Regions from separate parts of the Homo sapiens genome. Here region 1 is linked to region 2. A link is a contact called in ENCODE Hi-C data. All regions are on one chromosome and are shown on one strand. Each heading gives the region's core, a stretch centred on a gene start or an enhancer-like site at or near the end of the contact. The rest is flanking DNA. Distances are from core to core; before and after follow the strand shown. Region 1 holds the start of MMEL1 (membrane metalloendopeptidase like 1). Region 2 holds the start of PRKCZ-AS1 (PRKCZ antisense RNA 1).

The links. A loop is a pair of places that touch in the nucleus more often than their neighbours do. Pooled maps may share reads with other maps.
Region 1: a pooled map shows a loop between it and region 2 (2.6-fold over the local background). The contact joins the promoter of MMEL1 here to the promoter of PRKCZ-AS1 in region 2. A Hi-C loop is called at or near these places in 7 of 168 maps with a recorded cell type or tissue (B cell, aorta, cardiac septum and 4 more), 10 of 37 single-sample maps with no recorded cell type and 25 of 50 pooled maps.

The regions. Positions count from the first base shown.
Region 1 is chr1:2,628,338-2,634,886 of GRCh38, reverse strand. MMEL1 (membrane metalloendopeptidase like 1) reads left to right here and starts at 1,871. Exons shown (of 24, transcript NM_033467.4): 1 at 1,871-2,021; 2 at 5,366-5,556. The coding sequence starts at 5,403. It overlaps MMEL1-AS1 (MMEL1 antisense RNA 1), which reads right to left and starts at 6,131. Exons shown (of 3, transcript NR_183343.1): 1 at 5,984-6,131; 2 at 2,212-2,385. RefSeq lists an enhancer at 3,641-4,141 and a silencer at 5,323-5,617.
Region 2 is chr1:2,180,783-2,187,281 of GRCh38, reverse strand. It overlaps PRKCZ-AS1 (PRKCZ antisense RNA 1), which reads left to right and starts at 3,407. Exons shown (of 2, transcript NR_146290.1): 1 at 3,407-3,711; 2 at 4,541-5,488. It overlaps PRKCZ (protein kinase C zeta), which reads right to left. Exons shown (of 18, transcript NM_002744.6): 17 at 2,584-2,699; 18 at 1,887-2,360. The coding sequence ends at 2,273. It also overlaps a transcript of FAAP20 not described here. RefSeq lists an enhancer at 6,455-6,499.

The DNA.
Region 1 (6,549 bases), core at 622-3,121, 450 kb before region 2:
GGTGTTTGGGGGCATGGTCTGTGTGGGTGTTGGGGGGATGGTCTGTGTAGGTATCTGGGGGGACAGTTTATTCTGTGTAGGTTGTCTGGGGGGATGGTCTGTGCGGGTGTCTGGGGGGATGGTCTGTGTGGGTGTCTGGGGGGATGGTCTGTGTGGGTGTCTGGGGGGATGGTCTGTGTGGGTGTCTGGGGGGACGGTCTGTGCGGGTGTCTGGGGAGAGAGTCATCTGTGCAGGTGTTTGGGGCGGCTGGGTTGCACTGCCCTGGGCACCTGCAAATCTGTGAGTGTCCAGTGACCGGGGTAGGTCTCGGGGTCTGCAGCCTCCTTGGCCTTTAGCCTCCTTTCCCAGTTTCTCTTGTCTGGCAGGTGCCAGGCTAGGACCCAAGCCTCCTGCTGTCACCTAGAAGTAGGGAGAACCTGGGAATAAGGGGTCCCAAGTTTGGCAGCCCAGGTCACCAGGTGGCCTTGGGCCAGGCTGGGGGCTGCTGGGCTGGACAGGCCTGGGGTTCGGGAAGGAGGAGCATGCACAGGGCCAGCCTTGGGGAGTCGGTTCAGAGTCCAGGGAGCCCCTGCTGAGAGTAGGCCAGGCCCCTGCATCTGTTTCTCCCTCTGTGGATTTGTACCTTAGAGACAAGAACACTGTGACATCCAGAAAGGGCCTGCTGGCACCAGGGCTGTCGGGCAGGTGGGCTCGGAAAGGCTCTGGCCTCTCCCCATAGCAGGAGCCTCCAGCCAGGCTGGACCCTGGCCCACTCCCAGCTCCCCAGAAAGGGCGGTCCCAGCTTCCTGCTTGGCTGGCCTTGACATTGTTTCCATTTGGGCCAGCAACCCAGGCAGCCTGAGGCCAGACTGCAGCTCCTGGGCTGGTTGCTGGGCGTGATGGCAGGGGGCTGCTAGGACAGCCAGCGGGCCCCAGGGAGAGACTTCCCGGGCTCAGGGTGGTGTCTGGGATCTGATCCCAGCCTGGCTGCAGCTCGAAGCCTTTCTCCTCCCAGGGCCTGGCCAACCTAAAGGGCCATAGACAAAGCTTCCAACAGCACTCAGCGTGGGAGACCTGGCCGGGGCGGCCGTGAGGAGCAGTTTGCCGTGGGACCCCTAGCTCTGTGGCCCAGCCCTGCCCAGATGCCCTGACACATGCCCAAGGCCTGGGCAGGAGGACTCGTTCTGGGGATTCTGAAACAGAAGCTAGAAACCTCATCAGGCCTGGAGAATCAGACAGAGACTGCTCTGCCCAGAACCCCCGTCCGCAAGCAGGGCTGGGTGCAGGGCTCACACTCTGATCACTGCGAACCCTTCAGAAGCCACAGAGCCCTTCTGCCAGCTCCCCGGCCAGGGCTGCCCACCCTCTGTAGCTTGAGGTCTGAACCTCATGAGTTTTCTGTGGGCAGAGGGAAGCAGCCAAACCCAGGCTAGTATCTCTGGGTGGGACCCTCCTGGCAGCCAGCGCCCACCCCCTTCAGGACCACCCCTTCCCCTTGCACCTTGGCAAGATCCCCAGAACCCACCATCCTCCTTGGAGATTGAAGAGAAAGAACACCCAGGGTGGGGCCTTTGTAACCCCCCACCGGGTGGTTAGGGGCAGAGCAGAGGGTGTGGAGTAGGACAAGGGCCTGACCTTCCTCCCAGCAGCCCCTGGGGCCCCTTTGGACTGAAAGGTCAGGAGACAGAAGCAAGGAAGGAGGGCGGCTTGGGAGGCGGGGCCAGAGGCCCTGAGAAGGGCACCCATGAGGCAGGGCAGCCCGGGTGCCAAGAAGCTGCCCTCAGCCCCTCCCCCCATGCCACACCCCCAGTGGAACCTCCTGACTGTGAGCAGGAGTCACCGCCTCCAGGGAGCCCATGCCTGCATCACAAAGGAGGCCCAGAAGCCTTCAGGCAGCCTCAACTCAGCCCCAAGCCACTGCTCTCCCATCCCAGTCCCTGGAAATCCACCCACTTGGCCCAGCTCACCCCAACTCCAACCCACTGGGACCCAGTCTCCAGGGGCCTGACTGTGGGCGGCAGCCACTCCTGAGTGAGCAAAGGTGAGTTGTGCTGAAGGAAGGTACCCGGCCTGCTTTCCTGGGCCTTGAAACCCTCTCCAGGCCCTCTCCTGGGCCTTGAAACCCTCTCCAGGCGCTCAGCCCCTTTCTCAGGAGGCTGGGCAGGGCGTCCTGTGTGCAGTCTCGCCTGTGCCAGGGCAGGCAGCCCCCTCTGGCATACGGTTTATCTTACCCAAAGGACCCGCTGTCCCCCATCTGTAGTAACCTGGAGAGGCCACGAGTGTCCCCAGGGAGCCGCAGTGCCTTCGCCTCAGCAGACACTCCACACCTGCCCCGGGTACTTGGCTCAATTTGAAGGTGTTTATTTTGTGTGTGCCGTGGGGCACATGGAGCCGTCTGTGGATACCTGCAGGACAGAATGAATTCAGGACGCAGGAGCAGATTCATTAATTCTGACCAAAGAAAGAAGTTCGTGGAAGCTGAGCTCAGACTTGTCCAAATGATTGATCCATTCATTCATCATTCATTCATTCATTCACCCAACAGATAATGACCGAGGTCTCTGGGGTGGGGGTGCCAGTCTAGGTGAAGCGGCCCCCACAGAGGGTGCCCCTGCCCGTGGAGCTGACGTTCCCAGGGGGCTGCAGAAGTATCGAGGAGATGTGGAGGTGGAGCTGGGAGTCCCTGGAGAGACACAGAGCAGGGGAGGGGCTGGGGCTCCCCGAGTTGAACCCGAGGCCGAGCCAAGGAAGGCCCCACTGGGAAGGGGAGCTTGGCAGGAATCTGGGAGGCCTGCCTGGGTGGGTGGGGAGGGTGGGGGGAGAAACCTGGTGGGCCTGCCTGAGGGTAAGGGGAGGGCATAGTGAGAGGGGAGGAGGGCCAAAGAGGGTCCTGACATCAGGGCAAGGCCCGGCTCTTCCTCCAAGGGTTTGGCTACCAGGGGCCAGGGAGTGACGGCCTCTGATTCTAGTTACAGGCCCCTGGGCCCCTGTGGTGGGGATCAGTGGGTGAGACAGACCCCTCAGGGGGAGGTGATTGGTGGGGCCTGGAACAGGCAGCGAGTGGCAGGAATGAGAAAGGGTCCGACTGAGATGGGCTTGGAGGCTGAGGACTGGCGCGGGGTGTGGACGCAGGCAAGGGAGGCAGATGGCTCCAAAGTCCAGCTTCAGCCAGTGGCGGGATAGGGGTGTCTAGGGGCACAGCAGAGGGCGTCAAAGGAAGCATCTGAGGGTGTGTGGATGCATGAACGCTGCGGTTCACAGAGCCAGGGACTGAGAGAGGTGGCTGAGGGGACAGGAAGGGAGGAGCGAGGGACCTGGAGGAGAGGAGTGAGGTCCAGGTCCCCGTCCCCGCTCCTCACACAGCCAGAGGTCAGGGATCTCTGGAGGAGTCGCTGAAATGAGCTGGCCCAGCCACCTTTGCAGGGTGTTGCCCAGACAGGCTAAGGGACATCTAGGATCTCCCAGGGAGTCAGGGACAGAACTCAGGCAAAGTCCACAGCAGGGGGGCGGTGGGGTACAGGGGGGCGGAAGCACATTTAGCCCAGGTGCTGGCAGTCTCAGCAGCCAGTCCCTGACCCACCCACAGGCAGGACTGGGCCTGGCTTCCTTTCGCTGCTCCCACATTATCCGCCCTGCCTGGTACAGGGCTAAGCTGGGGCTCAGCACAGCAGGTGTGTGATTGCGTGTGACGACTGAAAGTGCTGGAAGGCCAAAGCACCCAGCCGCTTCCCTAGGACCGGGCAACTTCCCAGCAGGGCTCCGAGTGCCAGCGAGGGATGTGCACATCCATGCATGTGCTCACATATGTGCACACACACACAGACATGCACAGCCACACACCAGAGCACACGCACACACGTGCACACCCACACACACAATCATGCACATGCACATGAGCGCACACGCACAGGTGCACAATCACAGTCACACACGTGCACACACGAGCGTACACGCACACACGTGCATATCCACGCACACAATCATGCACATGCACACACAAGAGCACACGCACACAATGCACAGTCACACACATGCACACACGAGAGTACACGCACACAGGTGCATATCCACGCACATAATCATGCACACGCACACACGAGAGGACACACGTGCACACTCAGGCACACACGTGCATATCCACATAATGCACATGCACACATGAGAGCACACGCACACGTGCACAATCACACAGTCACACACGTGCACACACGAGTGTACACGCACACACGTGCATATCCGCACACATAATCATGCACACGCACACACGCGAGCACAGGCACACACGTGCAGTCACACACATGCACACACGAGGACACACACGTGCACACTCACTCACAGTCACACACATGCACACATGAGCGTAGACAGTGCATATCCACGCAATCATGCACACGCACACACGAGAGCACACGCACACACGTGCACACACACACATGCACACACCAGAGCGCACACACACGTTCACGCTCATGCAGTCATGCACATGCACACACCAGAACATGTGCACACGTGTGTGTACACGATCATACATCAGAACATATGCACACACGCACAGTCATACACATGCACACGCCCAACTACATGCACACACTCATTTGCACACATGTGTACACTCAGGTTCACACTCCCACACATACACGCACACTGGAGCACGCAGACTTGGGAGCCTCCTGAGTCCAGTGTCCTGTGCCCCAACCCTTCCTGCCCAGCTCCCTGTCCTGCCTACAGCAGCAGCCTGTGCCCAGCCGTGTGTGTCTTCAAGTGCTGCCCACTGCCCTGCTGGCTCCAGAAGGTGTCCCCTCCATAGTAACAGGGTCAGGGGACGACCAGAGCTGCACACCAGCCAGGTGGCTGCCAGGGTTGAGACTCAAGCCTGCCTGGCCCTGCAGATCCCTTCCTGGCCCACGTAGTCACCGCCTGTGTGGGTACCTACTGTTCTGGTGTCGCCCATCACTGGCTTCTGGGCTTCAACAGGAAAGGTGGGCTGGGAGCCCAGAAGCCCAAGTGGCCTCCCCGACAGCGTCCCTGACCTAGCGCTCAGGCCCACAGCTCCAAGACAACCAGCATGAGCAGCCCAGGGGGGGGGCTCCACTACAGGAGTCCCTTGACAGCACAGGAGCTGAGCCTCCTGGGTCCAGCTTGCGACCCCAAGCTGGGAGCATCCCAGTCCTAGAACCTCCATGCACTCAGAGATTCCGGCCCAGGGGTAGTGTGGAAAGTCCCGGGACCCAGTCACCCAGGGTTGTGAGCTTGGAGAGGGAGACGGGAAGAGTGTTCCAAAGGCACCCAGCGCCCGCTCCCAGCCAGCATCCGGCCCTTCCAGCCTCGGGCCGGGCTCGGGGAGCTCCACGCCCCTCTCCCCTCTCCCCTGCCCTGGGCCTGCAGGTTCCTCCGCGGTGCTCTCCCGTCCAGAGCCCTGCTGATGGGGAAGTCCGAAGGCCCAGTGGGGATGGTGGAGAGCGCCGGCCGTGCAGGGCAGAAGCGCCCGGGGTTCCTGGAGGGGGGGCTGCTGCTGCTGCTGCTGCTGGTGACCGCTGCCCTGGTGGCCTTGGGTGTCCTCTACGCCGACCGCAGAGGTGAGTGCGGGTGCCCCGCCCCCGCCTGTCCCCGTGCCCGCTCTCCGCGCTCGCCCCGCTGCACCTGCTGCAGGGTCCGCCTGCCCCCAGCCCGAGCCCGCCCGTCAGATGGGGCAGGTGGGTCTGCACTGGGCACCCAGGGGCTCCCGGGGCCGAGCTGCGGACTCAGAGGCGGCGGGAGGGGCACTGACCTGCAGGGAGCCCGCGGTCCCTTCCAGAAAGCTCTGCCCCGGCCCCGACTCCCGCGCGCTGCTTCTGCAGCTCCGCACCCGCCCGCCTCCGCCTCCGCCTCCGCCTCCGCCGGACTCCCGGAGGGTGGGGGGCGCAGACCCGTCGCCCGCCCCTCCGCCCACCCCCTCCCTGCCTGGCCGCGCAGCCCCGGCTGGGGACCACCGGCGTCCGTGTCCCTCCCGCCGCCCGGGCTCACCTGGCTGCCTCACTCCCCCGCTGCCATCCTGCGGAGAGACCTGAGGGTCCTGCCGCCCCCGCCCCGCTCAAGGCCGGGTCAGGTCACGGGACCACGGCGGGAAGGGGCCAGTCTGGGGTCCCACGGAGACAAAGGCGTGGCCAGGGCTGCTCGCTGGAACCTCGGGCTGTCCCGGGAACACTCCCCCCGCCCCCGGCTGTCCCGGGAACACTCCCCCCGCCCCCACGCCGGCCCCTCCCTTGATCTCCCCTCTTGGTTCAGGGGCTCCCAGGCACCCGTAGACCTGGTCACCTTCCAGCCGCCCCTGCCAGCCCCTCCGCAGGCACAGCCCTGGTCCCTCTGAGACCGGGCAGCGCGCACACATCGGGGAGCAATGCTCACCCCCGGGGCAGGTGCGTAGGGCGCTCCCACCGTGGCAGGCACCGGACTCAGAGCTCATGGCGGACCTCGCACCCCAGGTCCAACAATGGGGCGCCTCAGCCTGTGTTACTAGAATGCCCCCTCATGTCTGGAGCCCTGCGCACTGCCTGGGACCATCCCTCCACCCCTGCGGGAGGCTGTGTCTG
Region 2 (6,499 bases), core at 2,158-4,657:
ATGGCTTCAGAAACCTTTGCTTCTTGGAAACACCTGCTTTTAATGAAAATAATAATGTGAACATTTCCATTAAAGTCTTTCATGGATGTGCAAGACTTTGAATGACCCTGGCAGTCAAGGGTGAGTGTCATCCACAGGAGAGCCGGCCAGCCACGGGCTCCATGGGCAGTTGCCCCGCACCACGCCCACGCAGGCCCACTGTGCAGCCCCCAAGTCACCAGAGTTTTCGAGAACCACTTCCAAAAGACACCGTCGTGACCGGAGCCATTAGCAAATATCAGGATTTTTCAAACCACACTTCAATACATCCTTCACTTTAATTTATAAAACAAATTACTGAATATAAAAGTCTCCCCTCTGATGAGCACAGCATTACTCACATATTGTGTACAAGAACGGCCAAACTGGTAACCGGCACGCTACTGGCAACACGGCAGTATTTAGGTAAGTGCCTTCAATATTTAACAAATCAAGGAGGCTCATGGAAAGCAGTTTGCTTGTTAACCACTTCTGGGATACACTGGGGGTCTCCCACTCAAGGTGGGGTCCCGGCAGCCCTACTCACCCGGCAGGTGTAACTTCAGCGGCCGCAGGCTGGGCCTGGCCACCTGGGCATCCCCACGCTGGTCTGGGACACCTGTGTGAGACCCAGGTCGGCTCCTGGACTCTGCCCTGGGGTTTCTAACTTTCCGTCTTTGGAGTTGAGTCTCAACAGCTAAGGTTGGGAGTGTGGCTGAAACCCGTCTCCACATTCCACCTAGAAGCCTGAGCTGGCCGGGGGGGGGCGGGTGTCCAGGGTCTCGGGCCGGGGGGAATGGGCCGGCAGTATGCCCAGCGCTGGCATTCTTGTCCTGGCACCTGGGGCTTGGGTGTGAATCCACCATGTCGTGCTGAGCGCCAGGCACGGAGTGGCACCCTGAGAAACCTGAGTGTGTAGGGTGGGCCACGCTCACCTGCTGGGGATGACCTTGAGGCAAGGCAAGGCGCGGCACAGACCTCCTAACTTGGGGTTTTACGTCTCTCTTCCCCAAGCCACCAGCCGCACAATGGGGTGGAGCGGCCCCTGAGTCATGGAGGCCTGGGGTCTCTGCGCCTGGCCAAGAGGGCTGCGTGGCAATTTCCACACCTGTGCACCAGGCCTCACTCAGAGGCATGAGGTGGCGCGACCCCCTCTCCCAGGGAGCTCAGAAGACGGCTCTGCCACACCTGACACCTGGCAGCTGGCAGCCCTGCCTCTAGGAAGCCTCAGCTCTGGACAGCTGTGCCTTCACCTGAGGGGTGGGTGGACGGAGAGCGCGGGTGTGTTCCCGGGAGCAGGAGGTCCGCGCCGCTGGGAAGAGTGCCTGTGTTTCTGGGTGTTTGTAGGGTCATCACGTTCAACTTTAAGGCTGGGGTCCGTCACATGCACATCTTTTAGTTTTCCCTAACTCTCAGTGCTGTGTGACAGATAAGAATATCTTCCAAAAATCAAATGCGTCGCACGAGGCATCGTGCAGGCACTGCTTAGTGTGGTCAGAAATGATTTGTGCAGATTTAGTGTTCAGTTTTTTCTCTTTTTTGGTCTACTGTGCTTTGGTGGGCCACGTTTTAGAATCTCTATGATCCAATTTCCCCCATCGGTCCAGTGAGCTGGCTGGCCCAGCTGCCATCTGCTTAAGGTGTCACTTCACCCTAGACCACAGCGGCTGGGACACACTCTGCAGGAAGAACAACAGGAACTTACCGGGGTTTTTAGGAAACAATTCTTGATTGCGGTGTGTCCCCACAGGTACTTCAACTCCCGCCCCCACCTGTGTCCCGCTGGCTCCTAAGCTGCCCCCCTACGTGTGGGTTGCGTCTGAGATGTGGGGCAGGCGCCACTCACGGAAAAAAGGCATCAGAGGAGCTTCCACATCATCGGAACATTTTATTCCTCAGGACGCTACACGCTCACTTTCCTGGCGGAGCAGGTCAGTGCATCGAGTTCTGTTTCCGTGGAAAATGTGCACCTTGGAAACCGCATGACAGCCCCCTCGGCAGGGTCCCCGCGGATCCGCCGCGACGCAGGCACAGCAGCAAGTTCCTCCAGCACGAAGCTGGCCTGCCCGGGCCCAGGTGTGAGGGACTGTTCTGCTCCCAGCAGCGCCCGCTGACGCTTCCCTCTGCGGTCTCGGCGCAAGCGTCTGTCCCTGGCCGCCCTCGGAGCCGTGCCCAGCCTGGCATGCATATGCGGTGGTTAAGGATACAGTTAAAGGGTCAATCACGCGTGTCCACGACAGAGACGCACGCGGCCTCACACCGACTCCTCGGTGGACAGCAATAATGGGTTGATATACTCAAAGCCTTCGAACTCTGACTGGTCGATCCTCTTTATGGCATCCCTGTGGGCAAAGGTGGCAGGGGGGAGGGGGGTGACCGTGTGTTCATTCCCTTGGGGGAAGCGGAGTCACGTTCGCATAAGAATCCTCCCCCAACGCCCACTGGAGAGATGACACCAGGCGGGTGGGACTCAAGGGCAGGCTGGGTCACCAGCTGCCCAAGGTGCCGGCCTGCCATGGGGCTGCCCGAGGGGTGCTCCAGGGACCCGCACCCAGTGGGACTCACTCATCGTCTGGGGTCAGCTGCACGGGCTCGCTGGTGAACTGTGTGTCAAAGTTGTCCAGACCGTAGTCGTCTGTGATCTGTGGCTGGAATGGAGGGAGCGCCTGCTTCTTCTCCAGCTTGGAAAAACAATAGGAGAAGGGTCAGCTCCGCGCGGGCATCATCCCTACCAGATTGAGTGTTTTGCACGCACTTCAATCACAAAATGAAACAGTGAGAAAGTCAGCATTTCAATCTGCCTAGTATTTGACTGCCAAGTGTTTTTTCTTACAACACAAAATCTAGAAAATATCCAAAGTCAGAAAAATTGTTGTCGAGCTGAGAAATGCCAGTGTCGGCCATGCTGGCCACATGTGGGACGGAGCAGGATCCCCAGCCACCCATGCGAGGCCACCCCCTTCCTTGGGGGGGTCCTTGTTCAGAGGGGCACCGACAACTAACTGGCTGAACAAGCCGTCTCATGACGTCTTGGAACCCTGACCATAAAGGTGTAGGACCTGGCCACAGCACCCTGCCTGCGCTGGCACTGCACAGACCCGTCTGTCAGGAGCCTCCTGCCGGCCCATTTCTGCCTATCCAGGCATCGACTTCAGAATCTCAGGTGCTGCTTGGCAGGAAAATGCCCAGCAGGCGGGCCTGGGACTCGGTGATGCGCCTGTGCCGGGGAGGGCAGAACGCTGGTGCCTGGCACAGGTGCCACAACACATACGGGTGAGGACACTGAAAACCCCTCAGTTCCCCCGACTCATGGCCACTTGTCCCAGTGACACAGCCATGCTCTCCCACTCACCCACAATAGGGTCTGAATGTGCCCCCCAGATTCACAGTGAGAAACTCATTCCCCAGAGCAACAGTGTAGAGAGGTGGAACCTGATGGGAGCCCCGCCCTCACAGACAAACTCCTGTAGCTGTCAAGACAGCTTGGGCATGGATTCCTCTCTGCCTTCTGCCATGTGGACACGTGGCCTTCCTCCCCTCTCTCCTCCGGGGAATGCAGTGTTTGGGCGCCATCTTGGAAGCAGAGATCAGGCCTCACCAGACACCAAGCCTGCTGGCACCATGACCCTGGACTCCCAACCTCCACAGCTGGGAAAGAACTCTGCTCCCTAGAAATTACCCAGGCTCGCTCAGGTATTCTGTTACAGCAGCACCAAGAGACATTCACTCGCTTACTCCCTCACTCTCTAACCCACTCCCATTCACCCTCTCACTCCCTCTCTAACCCACTCCCATTCACCCTCTCACTCCCTCGCTAACCCACTCCCATTCACTCATTCACTCACTCACTCTCTAGCCCACTTTTTTTTTGAGATGGAGTCTTGCTCTGTTGCCCAGGCTGGAGTGCAGTGGCGCGATCTCGGCTCACTGCAACCTCTGACTCCGATTCAAGCTATTCTCCTGCCTCAGTCTCCTGAGTAGCCGGGACTACAGGCATGCACCACCATGCCCAGCTAATTTTGTTTTTTGTTTTTGTTTTGAGACTCGCTCTGTCTCCCAGGCTGAAGTGCAGTGGCACGATCTCGGCTCACTGCAAGCTCCACCTCCCAGGTTCACACCATTCTCCCGCCTCAGCCTTCTGAGTAGCTGGGAGTACAGGCGCCCGCCACCACGCCTGGCTAATTTTGTTTTTGTATTTTTAGTAGAGGCAGGGTTTCACCATGTTGACCAGGCTGCTCCCGAACTGCTGACCTCAGATCATCTGCCCTCCTCGGCCTCCCAAAGTGCTGGGATTACAGGCGTGAGCCACCGCGCCCGGCCCTCTTTAGCCCACTCATTCACTCACTCCCTCGCTCTCTAACCCACTCCTGCTCACTCACTCATTCACTGGCTCACTCACTCTCTAACCCACTCTCTCTCATTCCCTTGCTCGTTCTCTAGCCCACCCTCGCACACTCATTCACTGGCCCGCCCCTTAGGTGTGTGCTCCTGTACCAACACTGAAATCCAGCTGTCACAACAGGCACCCACTGACTCCAGCCTCATGGAACCACCATTCACCAGGCTTGAGGGGAGGATGTCACGGCGCGCTGCTCCCTTCGGTGCCAGCCAGGATGGGGCCGGGTGGGTGCAGCTGGTGAAAAGAAATGCAGCCCCCCAGCCCCTGCAGACCAAGCCGAACAGCCCAGCTCGCGGGTGGATCACAGGGCACCCAGCAGCCGCCTTCCCTCCGGAAGAGCCAAGAAGGCTTCCAAGACCAGAAATGCCCCCAGTGTGGCTGTGCCTGTCCCCGGTGCCCCGCCAGCTGGGGGGCAGCATACCCAAACAGATGCACCCTGCCCATGATGGCACCCCAGGGACCCCCATCCTCAGGACCCTCCAGTCGTTCAAGCTGGAATTGGCAGGTTTCTGCCTGTATAGGCATCGGCTTCAGAGTCTCAGGTGCTGCTTGGCAGGAAAATGCAGGGCAGGAGGGGCTGGGCCTCAGCTCGAGGCTCCCAGGTGCAGCCCCCCACTCCACTGCAGGGCCCAGGGGGGCCAAGAACAGCCACAACAACAACAAAAGCCAAACTGGGAACGGAATCGTGGAAAAAACCCTCATAGGCTTTTGGGAACTTACAAAGAAATGCCCACATCCATTCTACTAACATGGCATCTACTAACGTGGCATCTACTAGGATGCCACAAAACAGACAAATCCTTCCACGTAAGGCTGGACACGTGTCAGGGCGGTGTCTCAAAGCTGGGCCACAGGCAGCATCCACGGCCAGGCCACTGGGTGGAGGAGACGGTGCTGGGGAGGAGCCGGAGGGAGGGGCCGGGGCTGTTCCCTTAGGCAGAACGGCTCACCTGTGGTGTGCGCACAGCAGGATTGTGGGGACACAAGATGCCCCCTTCATTCATCAGTTACTTGTATTCTTTGTATGAAACACCTGCCGATAAAATGTGAAAAAGGGGCATTTCCTAAAGTACTTTCCCTACCTTAGTCCTGTGCTGCTTTACAAGGGTTTAATAAGCAGCAGGGGTGGGAACAGAGCAGGACCCAGCTGGAGCTGGCCCAGGGTCCTCCAGCCCCTGGCCCAGCCCGTTCTCTGCTCCGAGGGCTCAAGATTGCCTCAGTTTCCCTGACAGCATCCCCAGGGGCCAGCGTTACCTCCTCCTCTTGCTCAAAAGCCTTCAGTGCCCATCTCTGCAGCTGGCACGTGGGCTCCAGGTCGGGACCCATGGTGCCTGACACCTTTTCCCACCGCCGCCCCCTGCGCCCAACCCATGGACGTCCTGGCCTCTCAGAGCAGTGCGTTTGAATGCACGCTGGCCCCAGGTCGGACGCTGTGGCAGTAACAGGTGTTGCCCCTGTGGCTGCAACCACAGCAGTGACCTGAGATACAACAGGGGGCCCGTTCCGTGTCAATGGGGCTGGGGGCCCAAGGGCTCTAGTTCTGAAGGGACATCTGAGAAATAGCCTGGGGGAGGTGAGGGCTGGAGCCTGGGGAGGGCACAGCTGTGCAAAGGCCCCATAGTGGGTGTGTGCCTTGTGCGCTGGGGGCCACAGAGGGGCCCCATGAGACCCGAGTGAAGGGGCTGAGGGGGAGGAGGCTTTTGGACACAGGACGACCCTGCTGTCCGTAGGGCCAGGCAGGATGCTGGTGGCTTGGTGGAGGTGGCGGGGGTGGGGTGGGGAGAAGCAGCAGGGCTGGGGGGCTGGGCTAGGCCCCGCATGGCAGAGCATGGTCAGGCACAGAATGGACGAGCCCCACGTGCTGGGCAGGGCCTGGAGGCGTCCAAGGGGACAGCACGCCAGGGTCCACTTTGGCCATACTAGCCGGCCACATGGAAACATCCTGGAGCCAGTTCTTGGCAATGATGAGAGGAGGTCCCTGAGACCACCCTGCACTGTTGGGGTGATGACGGTGAGCCCTGCCACCGGATGCAGGGCTGGGCCCAGGAGGTAGTGCCCTGGGGGCAGCATGGGACTCCCAGG